Linked DNA regions of Homo sapiens: region 2 is linked to region 1. A link is a loop called in an ENCODE intact Hi-C map of the cell type or tissue named here. Cell type or tissue: B cell. All regions are shown on one strand.

Evidence for each region. Hi-C counts contacts between places; a loop is a spot of excess contacts. Peaks named below come from ENCODE experiments on the same cell type or tissue, not always from the same donor. Only the 100,000 strongest peaks of a DNase experiment are listed, where the experiment ranks them.
Region 2: it touches region 1 in a loop (6-fold over the local background); 3 of 110 quality-filtered maps call a loop at or near these places.

The regions. Positions count from the first base shown.
Region 1 is chr2:27,625,135-27,633,134 of GRCh38, reverse strand. CCDC121 (coiled-coil domain containing 121) reads left to right here and starts at 4,123. Exons shown (of 2, transcript NM_024584.5): 1 at 4,123-4,185; 2 at 5,218-7,497. The coding sequence starts at 5,336. The coding sequence ends at 6,172. GPN1 (GPN-loop GTPase 1) reads right to left here and starts at 4,085. Exons shown (of 14, transcript NM_007266.4): 1 at 3,966-4,085; 2 at 3,183-3,276; 3 at 2,069-2,108; 4 at 1,235-1,301; 5 at 465-502. The coding sequence starts at 4,076. RefSeq lists enhancers at 3,841-3,940, 3,981-4,290, 4,351-4,410 and a silencer at 4,859-5,153. In B cell, no CTCF peak of the experiment used is centred here; a DNase peak (open chromatin) is centred at 4,164; H3K4me3 peaks cover 1,776 bases; H3K27ac peaks cover 1,355 bases.
Region 2 is chr2:27,678,946-27,686,945 of GRCh38, reverse strand. SLC4A1AP (solute carrier family 4 member 1 adaptor protein) reads right to left here. Exons shown (of 14, transcript NM_018158.3): 9 at 4,587-4,698; 10 at 1,669-1,909. Among named protein-coding and RNA genes, the nearest start is that of SLC4A1AP, 19 kb to the right of the region's middle. RefSeq lists an enhancer at 4,082-5,281. In B cell, CTCF peaks have their summits at 3,047 and 3,246 (motif pointing right); a DNase peak (open chromatin) is centred at 3,265.

The DNA.
Region 1 (8,000 bases):
AATTATCTTTTTTAAAAAAAGTAAACCTTGAACAACAGCTAACTGGGTAATGGCCATAAGAACAAATATTTCCTATTCTGACACTCTGTAAATTAAAAAATTTTCTCTGAACCATGTAGACTATATTCATTTAAATAAGAATTAGAAAGGTATTTCAGATACTTTAATGACAACAAGCATGGTTTCCCAAGAGAAGGCAGGTGGACAACTGAATTGGGACAAAGTCTCAAAAGAGCTCCTAAGAAGCCATGTAAATTGGGGATCAAAGTAATTGAGGATGAAATGATATTAAATTTAGCTCTATATTCTAAAGCATCTTAATGATTTGCCAATTTTTTTTTCACTCCTAATGGTTTCATCTCAATCTATATTCTTTCAGAGGCTGATGGTATCCCAGATCCTCCATGAAGCCTAGAAATATGTCAGCTACAGAGTAATAAATGGGTGTTACTGACATCACTTACTTGGACATGTTCTGGGCCTTCTCAATAAATTTCATCACCTAAAAGAAAAAGATGTCAATGACAACAAATTCCGATTTCAACACAAAATCACAGAGCCCTCTCCAGGGTGGCATACCTCACAGGCACTATCACCTACTGAATCCCTCAATCACCTACTGAACATTTGCAATCTTAGGACAACAAAGAATAAACAGGCTGAACTAAAGCAACACAGCCACATCAGCAGCACTCCAATACCATCTTGGGGCACAATCCAAGGATCTGAGAAGCTGAAGACTTTGATCTGTCAATGTCAAGTTGTTATCTCTTGTCAAAATGTTAACAGCCTGTCTCATGGCCTAACATCAGAGTATAAAAACCAGTGATTATAAAACACTCTTATGGAAGTAGGTGACAAAGAAAACCTAAAGAATGACAAATATTTATCACAAGTAAAATGCCCCATCATCTTTCCATTCCATGACTGCTAGTCCATCCCACTCCCAAATACCCCCATCCCAGCTTCGGGGTAATACCACAGGCAAAGAACAGGTCAAGAAAATAACCCAGGTCTTTTGGATTTTTATTAGCTGTCACAAATATTAAATTTGAAGTGTCTGACCATACTGATCACCTTCTCATAGTCTACTTCTCTGTCTGACAAAATGCCTACTTATTTTCTATATTTATGCTCAGGTTTGCTGCTCTTCTTTACCAATGTGATCAAGCTAAGGAATTTAAGAGTCACAGATTTTTACACAACCATATTAATATACTAAAGACAGATATACCTGATCAAATCTGGTAGCAAAGAGATTGAGTGAGGTCACTATGCCGCCATTGGGTCCAAGTCCATATCTAGACACCAAGTTGAGGACTGAAATCGCTTATAGATTAGATTATAAAGTTCATACCTAGGCTATCATTCACACAAACGGCATTATGAAATTAGTGTTCCATTAATGGATACTGGCAACCTAATCCTTGACTACCATACAAACTTAACCACACAGGGAAACAGTCATTATCAAGGTCTGGCTCACTCATTTGATTTAAGGAGTGGTCAGGCAAAATGAAGAAAGCAAAGTGACCAAAATGTAATACAGGTGCATCAGGCAGTGACAGCCCACTGGCATTGGTCATTAAGGCCACCTGTATAACACCTCCGGCTCTGATCCTCATAAATAAACCAAGCAATCTGCTGATTATGATTAGTCTTCCTACTTAGACTTGCCTACGGAGAGAGTACACATTTCATACAGCAATTTACTAAGAGTTAATCCAACTAAACTCACTCATTTCTGAGTTTCCCAGTCTAAAGAGGTGGTGACCAACAGATGATCCTCCAAGGCAAAATACTACCTTGTGGGACCCAGGTAGCTGTCAGTTATCCTATCATACTCTCTGCTCTTTAATTACAACAGCCTGCCATCTGGGGAGATGGTAAGAAAACTAAAATCTCAAGCTGAAATAGTATTTCTGATCACCTACCTCTCCCACAATCAGCTTCCATCCTTTTGCTTGTATATTTCACAAGGAAAAGGCAAAAACACTCTTTCAAGCCACAAAATACACAGACAAGAAGCCAGGAATGAGTCAAGACCAAAGTAGATGGAAAAGGATACTGTTTCATTACTTCTTTATACTTTACAGTATCACGAATATCTGAGGAGAAAAAAAAGAATTAACTGGAATGTAATACATACACATTCCCTACCACCAGGAAAGTAAAACTGGCCTTCTAGCCTTCTCCTGTCAGCATTCTCTTCTACCACCTCCACTTTCACACTGGTTTCCTTCCTTACAAAGAATAAATGCCAAGTAAATCATGAAGAATGTTAGGGCTAGGAGCTCTAAAGTTGTGGCAAAGAGTTTTGTCTCCACAAAGTGCAAAGTTTCATGCAACTTAAACATGCCTAGAAAAAGGGAGGCAAAAATCAAGGGGGAAAAAATGCTTCTTACTAATTGCCTATTACTGACAAAGGCAACACAATGGCAATGCAGACATGATTTTTTAAAAGGAGTTAGGCTGGGCACAGTGGCTCACACCTATAATCCCAGCACTTTGGGAGGCCAAGGCAGGAGGATTACTTGAGCCCAGGAGTTCAAGACCAGCCTGGGCAACATAGAGAGGCCTTGTCTCTCCAAACAAAACAAAACTAGCCCAGCATAGCGGCAGGAGGCTGAGGTGGGAGGATCACTTGAGCCTGGGATGTTGAGGCTGCAGTGACCTGTGAATCACGCCACTGCACTCTGGCCTGGGTGACAGAGACTCTGTCTAAAAAAAAAAAAAAAAAAAAAAAAACCTAAGCTGTTTAGGAATGCAAGCAAATCCAAAGGAAATGAAAGTAGATAGTTTAGAAAACATGAAAAAAGAAGGCACTGAAGACTGGCAGGCTGGAGGCTTTACAGAGTCTCACTCTATTGACCAGGCTGGAGTGCAGTGGCACGATCTTGGCTCACTGCAACCTCTGCCACCCGGGTTCAAGCAACTCTCCTGCCTCAGCCTCCCGAGTAGCTGGAATTACAGGTGCCTGCCACCGTGCCTGGCTAATTTTTTGTATTTTTAGTAGAGATGGAGTTTCACCATCTTGGCCAGGCTGGTCTTGAACTCCTGACCTCGTGATCTACCTGCCTCGGCCTCCCAAAGTGCTGAGATTACAGCCGTGAGCCACCACGCCTGGCCTTTTCCATTCTCTTTAAAGCACTGCACACAAGTTATGTTACTGGTTTACTCACCAATATTGGCAGGAAAGGGAACTTCATGTACTGCTGGATCCAGGTTGATCACATACGGTGGAGTGCCTTGGGCATGCAGGTGTCCTGTGAGCCTCTGCAGAGATATGGGGAGAGGGTTGGAAGGAGACAAAGAGGGGACAAGAGAGAACTTCCATTCCTTTAACACCCATGCCTTAAGAATATTGCACTTAGATTTTCTTCTACCTGAAATATCCACCATGTCCACCTCCAAGATACAACTCTCAGTTCAAATGCTACCTTTCTTCATCACCCATCTAACAAAGCTTCCCCTACTCGTAGTCACTTGTTTACTTGTTTTGATTCTTCGTATGTGGGTTTTCTCTATCTCCTCCATTAAATATTTGGCCCCACGAATGAATCTTGTCAACCTCATTTTCGCTATATCCCCAGTGAATGGAACATGACAGGCGTGCAAGAAATATTTGGCAAATCTTCACCAAAACCTGTGTGCTAGCACTGTATTAATCTTTAAAGTTACTTGTAACTTGCCTCCGAGAAACGCAATTTTATCAGCAAGACAATTCCTGTACAACGTGGTAAGCTGGACCGAGTATGCCCTGAAGGTGCGCAGAAGAGAGCCTTAATTAACCTGGCTAGGGCCCGAGGAGGCTTTGCCGGGGAAGGAACTAAAGTTGATGGGAAGCCCCCGAAAGCCATGCGCCGGTACCCTCCAAATCCTCTTCCCTCCCTTTCTTCCTGGCCTTCCGCCTGCCGGAGGCAACCTTTTGCGCTCCCCTACTACACCCATGCTGTGTACGTCACCTGTACAAAAGTGGTTTTCCCGGATCCCGCCATTCCCAACACCAACAGACACACTGGGTGCCGCGGACCCCCAGAAGCCTGGAGCTCAGCGGCAGCTGCGGACGCCGCCATCTTCCTCCTGGCCCCACCCACCCGACCATAGAGACACCGCATGGGTAGAGAAACTTCCGCAATGTTCTGGGCTGCGAACGAAAACCACCACAGCGTCAGAAAGGAGCGGGTGAGGGGCGCGGCGGTTGCCAGGGCATCTTCTTAGCGTCGGGCAGGGCTGATGAGTCAACTAGTGACAGTGGCGAGGAAGTGGGGGCGCTGAGCAAGCGAGAGGAAGGCTGAAGGGAGCTAGGAAAAGGGCGCTGATCTCTGCAGCCTGGGAGGGCTTTTGTCTCCCGGAGGAAGGCCAGAAGAGATGGGGTCCCGAGGGCAGGGCTCACACAGCAAGAAAACGAGGAGCATGCCTGTCATTTTGAGCCCACAGAGAACGGGGAGCGGAGCCACTGGAGGACCGGCTGCTCGGGCTTATTCGGTAGCCGAGGCGGTTAAACAGTTCAGGGCTGGACCAGCCGGGACTGGAGCAGGGTGCAGTCTCCAGGGTTGCTGGGCAGCACCGAGACCCTTTGAGCACCGAACGAATAAACTACGGGAGCTTTCCACACTTGCACATTGTTCCCGCGAGTTGCAGACGCAGGTTCCTGATGCTAGCGCTCATTCCTTGGCAGTCACCCTCAGTGAACTACACAGTTGCCGTGACCTTCAGGATGAATGCTTGGATTCCAGGTGCAAGTAGGTACTGGAGGGGAGCTTCCTCCCCTCCAGTCACTGAAGGTCCCTCAGAAACTCAGGAAAGATGATGAAAGAGCCTAGAAAATTATTTCTACTCCTGACCACCCAGTCTGTTTCTGTGACCCTTTGTAGCTGCAAACAGTGTTCAGTAAGTCATAAGATCTGGCTTTAATACCCAGGCTCTGCCACTTGCTAGTGGTGTGAGTCATGGGCAAGTCACTTAAACTCTCTGAACCTGTTTTCTCCTTTTTTAAAACTGAGGTAATACCTCCCAGGGTTGTAGTGAATGCACGTTGTAAATGACGAGCTACATTCCTCATCCTTTACCACTAGCTGGATTCCCCACACCTTGCATAATGTCTGGAACATTCTGGTGCTCAGAAATATTCTCTTGTATGAATGAAGGACAGTTGTGCACTTACTTCCTAAAGTTTCATTAACTGACAGAGGAATGTCTCGTTTGTTCTTTCAGGTTTGCTGAGGGCCCCAGAAGGCTCCTTCCACCGTATCATAGTCTAATAAATAATTTTGTCAAGCCAGAGAAGCTAACAAAGGTAGAGACAAGGCTTAAAGAAAAGATAGTGGCGGAAATGACGGATCTGAACAAGCATATAAAACAAGCTCAAACCCAGCGGAAACAGCTACTGGAGGAATCCAGGGAGCTACACCGAGAAAAGTTACTTGTCCAGGCTGAAAACAGATTCTTTCTGGAATACCTGACTAACAAAACTGAAGAGTACACAGAGCAACCTGAGAAGGTATGGAACAGCTATTTACAAAAAAGTGGAGAGATTGAACGAAGAAGACAAGAATCAGCCTCCAGATATGCAGAACAAATTTCAGTGCTTAAAACAGCGCTCTTGCAAAAGGAAAATATCCAATCCAGTTTGAAGCGGAAGTTGCAGGCAATGAGGGACATTGCTATATTAAAGGAAAAGCAGGAGAAAGAAATACAGACATTACAGGAGGAGACAAAGAAAGTCCAAGCTGAGACAGCTTCAAAGACACGGGAAGTACAGGCCCAGCTCCTCCAGGAGAAAAGATTACTGGAGAAACAACTGAGCGAGCCAGACAGGAGGCTACTGGGAAAGAGAAAAAGAAGAGAGCTTAATATGAAGGCCCAGGCCTTGAAGTTGGCAGCAAAGCGGTTTATTTTTGAATACTCCTGTGGCATCAACAGAGAGAACCAGCAGTTCAAGAAGGAATTACTGCAGCTAATTGAGCAAGCCCAGAAACTAACGGCTACTCAAAGCCACTTAGAAAACAGGAAGCAGCAGCTGCAGCAGGAACAGTGGTATCTGGAGTCCTTAATCCAGGCGAGGCAGAGACTGCAAGGAAGTCATAATCAGTGCCTAAATAGACAGGATGTTCCAAAGACCACACCCAGTCTTCCCCAAGGCACCAAATCAAGGATTAATCCAAAGTAACTTCTAAAATAACACTGATTAAATAAGAACTGGAGCAAGTACTCTTAAGTGCTACATTAACCTGGTTAGAAAGGCTGTTGGATTCCAGATTGCTATTGTAAAATCTCCATCATGATGTGTTGGAGTGAAGGATTAGATGGTTTTATCCAACAGTCCTACTAGATATTTGGTAACCAGCTTCCCTTAACTAGCTTTTTCTTTAAATACTCGTTAATAAGCTATTCCACAAACCTCCAGTTAACCTAACACATGACCCTAACCTAGCCATTTACCATACATCAAACTAGCTAAAGGAAACCAACCTAAGGAAGTGAAAACAGTTGTGATTTATTTCATCTAGCTAAATTGTATTTCTTTATAGAGAAAGTACCTTTAAGGATAGCATTCCAAATAGACTTTGAATAGCGTTCTGCCAGTTTATCCTCATTCCTTTTGACCAACTTAGCAGACAAAAGCAGTTTTTACAAGCTCTTTGTGAGTTTGTGCCAGTGACCAGGTAGCTCCTTCTAGTTTTCTCATGAGTGAAAAAGCATTCTGATAACAGCAAGTCCAGTAAGTGCTAGGCAGAGTGACCTTTCATCTGATGCTAAGCCCCTACAAGTTTGAGAAGGTAAGAAAAGATGAAGGAGACATATATTAGGTCAGCTCTTACTTTTGAAAATGTTTTATTTGAAGAAACACCTGTAGCATTGAGGTGACTGAATGCCTCCACTTATTTCAGGAAAACGTATCCAAAAAAAGTTGAAATATTTGGACAACTTTTTTTTTAAGTGCCATCGATTTCCCTAGCAGCATTCTAAAAGATAGCAAGTAAAATGATGTTTGTTATCCTAAATGCTTTAGTTTTAGGTCATTTATTAATTTTCTTACAGGTGCACTTTCTAGTACATGAAGTATCCTTTGTAATTAATGTGTGCCATATGTTTATTCCCATTTAGTATAACTATAAATTATATTTTAAATTATATATTTTTAGGATAGTTATATTTTTTTTGGGTTCTACGACATTGAAGTTGGACTAGTGATTTATTTGAATGCTGAATCCTAGTATAGGGGAATATAATCTTATATTTTAACAGGGGTCCTCTATGGGAAAATAGGATGAACTTTGTTTCCCAGAAATTGTTAAGTGATGAAAAACTTCAAAATAATTTTCCTGCATTTTCTGCTTTATTTACATGTAAAGTGAATTCCCTGAAAATTGGATTTAAAAAGCATTCTCCTTCAATGTGCCTTTACCTTGTAGCTTTAACAACTTTTCTGTTAAATATGTAGTTTTTTATTAAACAATGTTATTAAATAAAAACATTTATCCACTGATTTTATTACTGTTCCAATGTAACACATTTTCTACTTCATCACTCTTCTGTTACCACTCTTAAATGTCTTATTCACATGTGCAAATAATAAAAACTAGTTTTAATGCAGAAATTAGGATTTTAGCATACAGGTACTTTAACCTAAATCTCAATTTGTGAGCTGAAAATACAGAAACACTGAACAAGGAAAGCATGGTATCCAAGACAAACTTGAAGGCTTAGTCTCTGTGGACGTAAAAACCCTAAGACAATGTATTTCTAAGGCTGATAAAAAGTTGGAAAGTAGGAAGCATATTAGTTCTGTTAATTCCCCTCCTGCCACTGGTGTCCCAATTATCTAATTCAAGAGTGGGTAACTTCCACCTGATCTCAGTTCATTTTTACTTATCATCCCAGGTAATGGATATGGTATACTGCTTGTGGCTGTCCCTTCCAGAGTGAGGGCTTGAAGACATTAAAAGTTGAATGATAACTGATTTCATACCTTGAAATCCATACCTCTAAGTAAG
Region 2 (8,000 bases), 54 kb before region 1:
CAGAGAGCCAAGATCACACCACAGTACTCCAACCTGGGTAACAAAGTAAGACTCTGTCTCAATAAAAGTAAATATTAAAGTAAAAATAAAAACAAACCACAGGAAAAAAGGCCTGGGGTAATCCCTCATCACTGCAAATTTACTAATTATTTAATTTTGTTTTGTTTTGTTTTTGAAACAGTCTCACTCTATCACCCAGGCTGGAGAGCAGTGGCATGATCTCAATTCACTGCAACTTCTGTCTCCCGGGTTCAAGCAATTCTCCTGCCTGCTCAGAGCCCTCCTGAGTACCTGTGATTACAAGCATGCACCATCACGCCCAACTAATTTTTTCTGTATTTTTAGTAGAGACGGGGTCTCACCACATTGGCCAGCCTGGTCTCGAACTCCTGACCTCAGGTGATCCATCCGCCTCGGCCTCCCAAAGTGCTGGGATTACAGGCGTGAGCCACTGTGCCTGGCCAAATTTACTAATTATTTAATCTTATAAACCAAGTTTCAAAATCTAAGCTATTTTTACACACACATACTTACTTTGGTCTGTTAAACAAAAAAATTATGATACTTATTGCTCCCCTCCTGCTGACCTGTTTATATCCACCTTCACAATATATGGCCCAAAGACCAAGCTCATGTAAGTACCTTTTTGAAAAGGACAAATGCAGATACAGAATACTTACCTCTCACAGATGAGGAAACAGTAACTTTTCTGTTTCCCAGACAAATGAAGGTGATTCAAGAGAAGGGCTACATACCAGGCCTGGAGTTTTTATGTAGCCAAGCCTGGTTTGTTGTGGAAGTAGACATGCATGCATTCCCATACATTCAGTGCCAGTTTTTATTGTTTCTCCTCATACTCCTTATTTTCTGAGATCTTTATCTTCCTAACCAGTTTGGCCAACCAGCAGGAAAATAACCCCTGCAGTTGACAAGGGATGAAAGGATACTAAAAAGATAAACAATGATCTTTAGGGGTGGGGTTGTGGGGATTTCTTTTTTTTCCTTTGGACTTTTATGTATGATCTATAGTTTCTAAAATGAACATATAACCCTTTGTAATTAGAATATATATATAGAAAATACAGAATTAATTGATGCATATATCTATATGAATATCAATCTATTCCGTCTTTCAACATTTTTCATCAAATATTTGCTGAGGCGGGTGGATATGTGTCAGGTTTTGTGCTAGGTTCCAAACACACAAAAATGAATGAAGCAAGATCCTTCTTGAGAACTTTAGTCCAATGAGTACAATTATGGTTTGGCCTCTGTTTTAGGGATGGAGGAAAAAATGAATAGGGGTTGACTTATCCGGAGACCACCTGATCAGGCCCCATCATGTACCCTGTTCCACTGCCCTCCAACTCACACAGTGGCAGCAGCTCAGGATTATTCCACAGCAGCTATGGTTTCAGATTCCATAGCCTTCAATTTTCTGTAATTCTGGAATGGATTGGAAATAACTGCCCTTAATTTGCAATGAAGACAAATAATGACTGGCGGTCAAAGGAAGAAGACCAAGAAAGTATGTTTCCTTGCTACAGAGTCAGTATATCACATACAAAGTCAAATGCACAGACAAGAACTGGCCTTGCTTTTTAAAACCTATCCACAATCAATGTAACTGCCCACTGAACAACACAGGAAGGAGAAGAAAGATATTACCATGGGTTTGGGTTTCTTTAAAATGTGTGAGATCTGTGGGAGGCCTCATTTCCTGCACTGCTGCTTCTGGCTCTATCTCTGGCTGTGGCCTACTGAGGCTTCCATCCTCCAGTTTTTTCTTTTCATGCTCCTCCTTTTCTTTCTCTTCTTCCTCTTCCTCTTCCTCCTCCTCTTCTACTTCAGGCTCATCTTTCATTCTCATTAGAGTTGGAGGGAGTTCTGGACGCTTGGGGGGTAACTTCTAAGAGGGAAACAAAACCATGAACAAGTAGTTCTACTTAATGACAACAAGAGAAAAATCTTTTCAAGGAGGTCAGTCTAAATGTACTGAATGTTTACTCTTTTTAGGTTGATGAACTCCACAGAAGTCTGCTGGAGGTGGGACTTTGACATGAAATTTTACCCCTCTATAGACCCTAAACAAGTGTCTTTATTAGTTCCTAGAGTCAAAGATTACTAAATACAAAACACTTGAAAATAGCTTGTAAGGAACTAAAATAGTTATTTCAGATGAGTGCCAGCTACAGGAATTCTGGACTGTTATAACTCATGATATTAAAGGATTTCAATTGATTACAAAATCTTCTAAGGAATAAATCAGACAATCAGAAATAAGTCATTTGTGCTGCTTTTTCATTTTAGACTTAGCGTAATTTCAAGGAAACAAGGCATGTAAATCCATCAAACAGATCCTGAAGAAAAGGAGGAAGACATTTCTCAAAGAATAAAGCTAAATATTCTAATCAAAGCCATTCAATAAAAGTATTTATTAGAAAAGGTTGATCACAGTTATGGAATAGAGGGAAGGAACCAAAGCATATCTTGGTTATATCTTTTTTTTTTTTTTTTTGAGACAGAGTCTTGCTCTGTGGCCCAAGCTGGAGTGCAGTGGTGCGATCTCAGCTCACTGAAACCTCTGCCTCCCCGGTTCAAGCGATTCTCCTGCCTCAGCCTCCTGAGTAGCTGGGGTTATAGGTGCGCAGGCCACCGTGCTCAGCTAATTTTTGTATTTTTAGTAGAGACGGGGTTTCACCATGTTGCCCAGGCTGGTCTCGACTAGTGAGCTCAAGCAATCCACCCACCTCGGCCTCCCAAAGTGCTGGGATAACAGGTATGAGCCACCGCGCCCGGCCTATATTATCTTTTAAATATAGGACTTAGTTCTAAAATTCTCTAAGGAGGGCTGTTTAGTAAAAAGTTTTCTATTTAAAACCTAAGTCCCCACCGCAACAGATTGAAAAGCCTACTTGTTAGGTAAACCATTACTCATTCAGAATACATAGTGAGGCCGAGGCAGGTGAATCATGAGGTCAGGAGTTCGAGACCAGTCTGGCCATGGTGAAAAACTGTCTCTACTAAAAAAAAATACAAAAAATTAGTTGGGCGTGGTGGTGGGTGCCTGTAATCCCAGCTACTCGGGAAGCTGAGGCAGGAGAATCGCTTGAACCCGGGAGGAGGAGGTTGCAGTGAGCCGAGATGGCCACTGCACTGCAGCCTGGGTGACAGTGTGAGACTGTCTCTCAATGAAACAAACAAAAAGAATACATAGCTAGGACTTCAGATTTCTGCCACCAGAGGGCAGTATACCCTAATTCAGGGTGTTTTGGACGAATTGTGCCCCCTGCTGCCCAAATTCATGTTTGAAGTCCCAAGCCCCAGTACCTCAGAATATGACTGTAAATTAAATTAAACTGAATTAAAATGACACTATTAGGGTGGGGCCCTAACTCAGTATGACTCATGTCCTTAGAAGAAGAAGAAGAGACACCAGGAGTGCAAGTGCACAGAGGGATGGCCATCTGAAGAGCCAGCAAGAGGGCAGCCATTGGTAAGCAGAGAGGCCTTAGAGGAAACCAACCCTGCTGGCAACTGTGAACAAATAAATTTCTGTTGTTTAAGCTGCCCAATCCCTAGTATTTTGTTATGGTGGCCCTAGCAAACTAATACTCAAGGTTCAGCTCTTAGGGGTAATGAAAACCTTTTAAAAGCTGAATCTATGAATAGGAATATAGATAAAGCAAAAACATACAGACAGACATATATTGTAGGGTAGCAGGGAAATCATAAAGCTCAAGAGACAGACCTGGATCTGATTACCAGCTTAGTTACATAACGCTGGTGTGATCTGGTATTTAACTTCTCTGACTCTATTTCCTCATTTGTAAGAGGCAATAATTCCCACACAGCAAAAGGTGTTGGAAGGATTAAATGAAGAAAAATCATATGGCAGAGGCAAGTGCACACACTATGTTCTTAAATGTTGGTGAGTCTGAACACTACATCTATCCACCTGGGGAAAAGCATTTAATGCAGGAGACCCATTCTTAAATGCAACATTCATGAGAAATTAATAAACTATGATTCTAATTTACAAACCATTTACTTGCAAATTGATTGGCATAAATTAATTCATCAATTCTTGATAACCCTAAGCTGAGAAAAAGAATCCACAAACTGGCCAGGCACAATGGCTCATGCCTATAAACCCAGCATTTTGGGAGGCCAAGGCAGGTGGATCACGAGGTCAAGAGATGGAGACCATCCTGGCCAACATGGTGAAGTCCCATCCTACTAAAAATACAAAAATTAGCTGGGCATGGTGGAGCACGCCTGTAGTCCCAGCTACTCGAGAGGCTGAGGCAGGAGAATTGCTTGAACCCGGGAGGCGGAAGTTGCAGTCAGCCGAGATCACGCCACTGCACTCCAGCCTGGTGACAGAGTGAGACTCTGTCTCCAAAAAAAAAAAAAAAAAAGAATCCAAGAACCAAGTTCTGGGAAAGATGTGATCATACCAAGCCCACAGCCCTTTCTCACATTACTATGGAATGAGTCATTTGTAGTTTCAAAAAAGAAAAGAGAAAAATTAGCTCAGGGATAACTCAAGGGCTAAAAGTTTAACACCCTGACTCACAACTTACCCCTACTGTTCCAGTTTTTAATTTGAATTTGCTTCCTCCTTTCATGGCACCAAATAGAGGCAATGTAAGCTTTTTAGCTTTGTTTTCTGCACCTGTAGTCTGAGTTTCAGTCCTAGGAAGAAAGAATAATTATACACATCTATTCCAGGGAGTCCCAAGGTTTTATCTAAAAATACCATGATACTGACAAAGAAACCTCTGGCAAAATAAAAATTACCACAAAATGAATATCTAAGCATATAACAATAAGAAAGAGGTATTCAGACCAACAGATTTTGAATGGACAAGAACAATGCTGACTGTCACAGACACAGAGCTATGATGAGGCTGCTCCCTTAGTCAAGTAATTTGCCACATGCTACATGACTTCACACCCATGAAATGACTACAGTACAAAGGTCACTGGCAAAGGAGAACATATAAGCAGCAGGAGATTGATCCATGGTGTAAAGCCCTACTTCCCACCAACCTCTGAAGAGTGTCTTACTTATCTGGAGCTCCCACTTAAGCGCAATAGCTCTGAGCACTTAAAAAAAAAAGTGTGCATGGGGATGGGGGTACAGTATGCAGGATACCCAGTGTAGTAATGACAAAGATATAGTGAGAGACTGCAACTGCTGAGCCTGTCAACATTCTCAACGGCTGGAGATAGTTAGAAAAGCTAAGCCCATTAGGACAAAGCTGAGGAAGGGTATAAAGAAGAGATAGTAGAAATTAGAAAGGCAGGGGGAGAACAGAGCAAAAACAAAAGGGATAGCAATTCAGTTGACAAGATACTCAGAGCAGGCAGAGGTGACAATGAGAATATGGCATGAGGAGACAGAGGAAACCCCAGAATAAGCATACTAGACTGAAAAGAAAGCCCTCTGTTTTCTTCATATTGACCATGGGACAGCCCTGAAAACTGGAATATAAGGACAGTAATGGCATTCGACTCACAGTGACCCATACCAGATGTTAGCTACCTGGCCCTCCCTGAAGCCCCACTTGCTACTACTGCCTTCTTTTACCTAAGTCTTATCCCCTTAGTAGCACTCTTAAGTCCAGCCTCAAGCCCCTTTCTCCCTACCAGAGATAAAACCCATTCCCTTGCTAAGGCCACCAGAAGAATGCTGCCTGCCTGGCCATGAAGGACATTTTGTCAAATCATTATCCTTCACACCCTTCCCCACAGGCCTCAGGAAGGCTCTGGCATAGAAAGACAGAAGCAACAGCAACACAGATGTTTTCAGCTACATTAAAAAGCCAGGCTGGCCTAGAGGATAAGCTAAGACTGGCTCAAAGGAGATGAAAAAGCAGAAGATGGAATCACAATCAAGATTGCTTGCAGGGGTTAGGGTAGGAGGCAGAAAGTTTGGAAGTTCAACCCATAAGTGAAAAGAGGAGGAAGAAGATACACATCTAGACCAGTATCCAAAATAGGAAAGGGAGGAAAAACCAGGCAAGCACACAGACTGATAGCAGGAGAGGAGGCTCTGGAGGAAGCTGAGACATATTTCGTTTTCGTTTTTTTTTTTTTTTAATTCTTCTTGCCCCAAATGTTGTTGTTGTTGTTGTTGTTGTTGTTGTTGTTTTCCAAAGCAGAGATTTGTTTTTGTTTTGTTTTTGTTTGTTTGTTTGTTTGAGACAGGGTCTTGCAACCTCACTCTCCCAGGTTCAAGTGATACCTCAGCCTCCCAAGTAGCAGGGATTACAGACAAGCACCACCATACCCAGCTAAGTTTTTATCTTTTGTAGAGACAGGGTCTCACTATGTTGCCCAGGCTGGTCTCAAACTCCTGAACTCAAGCCATCCTCCCACCTCACTCACTCTCCTAAAGTTCTGGGACTACAGGTGTGAGCCACCGTCCCCAGCCACTTTTATTAACAAATAGTTTTACTGTAACAAAATTATTATATGATTCTTACTTTTTCCAGTTATTTGTTATTTAGAACTAGAACTGCAACTACATTACAGTAAATTTGGACCTAAAGTGGTATGGCTATTTGGTACAGGATTTTCTTTTCAAATTCAGTATATCTGAATAGAATAGAAAGTATATTCACATGTTCAAAACTCAAGTATAAAGCACATATACTGTGAAAAGTCTCCCTCCCATTGCTGTCCCCCAGCCACCCAGTTGCCTTCCCCATTGGCAATCAATATTATTAATTTTTAACGAATCTTTCCAGAGATACAGTAGCAGATGCTGTCCCTCCCAGATTCCCTTTATCAGGCCAAACAGCTACTGCAGACATCGGCTGCTAAAGGCTCACACCTGCACCCTTCCCAGAATTGCTGTGAGCCCCTCCCACCCCCCAGTCACCGGCAGCCTATGACCAATGAAGGGTTGGGGGGACAGGGTATCGAAACCCAAGCCCCATGCCTCCATGGCATCTGTGGTGCCATTCAGGCTCTCCTGAAACCATATCTTAGCCCAGCTTCTTCTCCTGCCCTCTCCTGCTTCCCTCACTCCCATATAGATTTCTCCTGAGAGCACTCTCTTAATAAATCACTTGCAGATGAATCTCCGATTCAGTCTGTTTTTAGGGAACCCGACCTAAACAGATATTATAAACATAACCATGGCCTACTTATCTATGTATTCTTCCCCCACCATCATTTTTTACAGACAGCGCCTGTTATACACACCGTTCTGCACCTTGCTTTTGTTACTTATCTTGATAGTGTTTCTGTATCTTATATATAGTTGCCTTTTTTTTCAACAGCTATATGGTGTTCTATTGTATATCTACACCATAATTTATTTATTTTTTTGAGATGGAGTCTCGCTCTGTCGCCCAGGCTAGAGTGCAGTGGCGCAATCTCGGCTCACTGCCAGCTCCACCTTCCTGGTTCACGCCATTCTCCTGCCTCAGGCTCCCAAGTAGCTGGGACTACAGGCACCCACCACCACAACCGGCTAATTTTTTGTATTTTTAGTAGAGACAGGGTTTCACCATGTTAGCCAGGATGGTCTCGATCTCCTGACCTCGTGATCCGCCCAGCTCAGCCTCCCAAAGTGCTGGGATTACAGGCGTAAGCCGCAGCACCTGGCCGCAATTTATTTAATCCATCCCCTTTGATAAACATTTAGGGGATTTCTAATTTTTTACTACTATTAATACAAACAATGCTGTACATCATTTCCTAAGTATGTGAGGGACAAATTCCTAGAAATGAAATAGATCAAAGGGCATGTGCATTTGTAATCAGGATAGAGACTGCCAATTTGTCTTGTAGAGAATGTACTAATTTGTCCTTCAATGACAATATAAGAAAGTGCCTTTTTGTCAGCCTCATCAGCACAGTATAAAATCATAATTAATCTTCATCAAATTCATATATAAAAATGCTATTAAGACCAGGTGTGGTGGCTCACACCTGTAATCCCAGCACTTTGGGAGGCTGAGGTGGGCAGATACCTTGAGGCC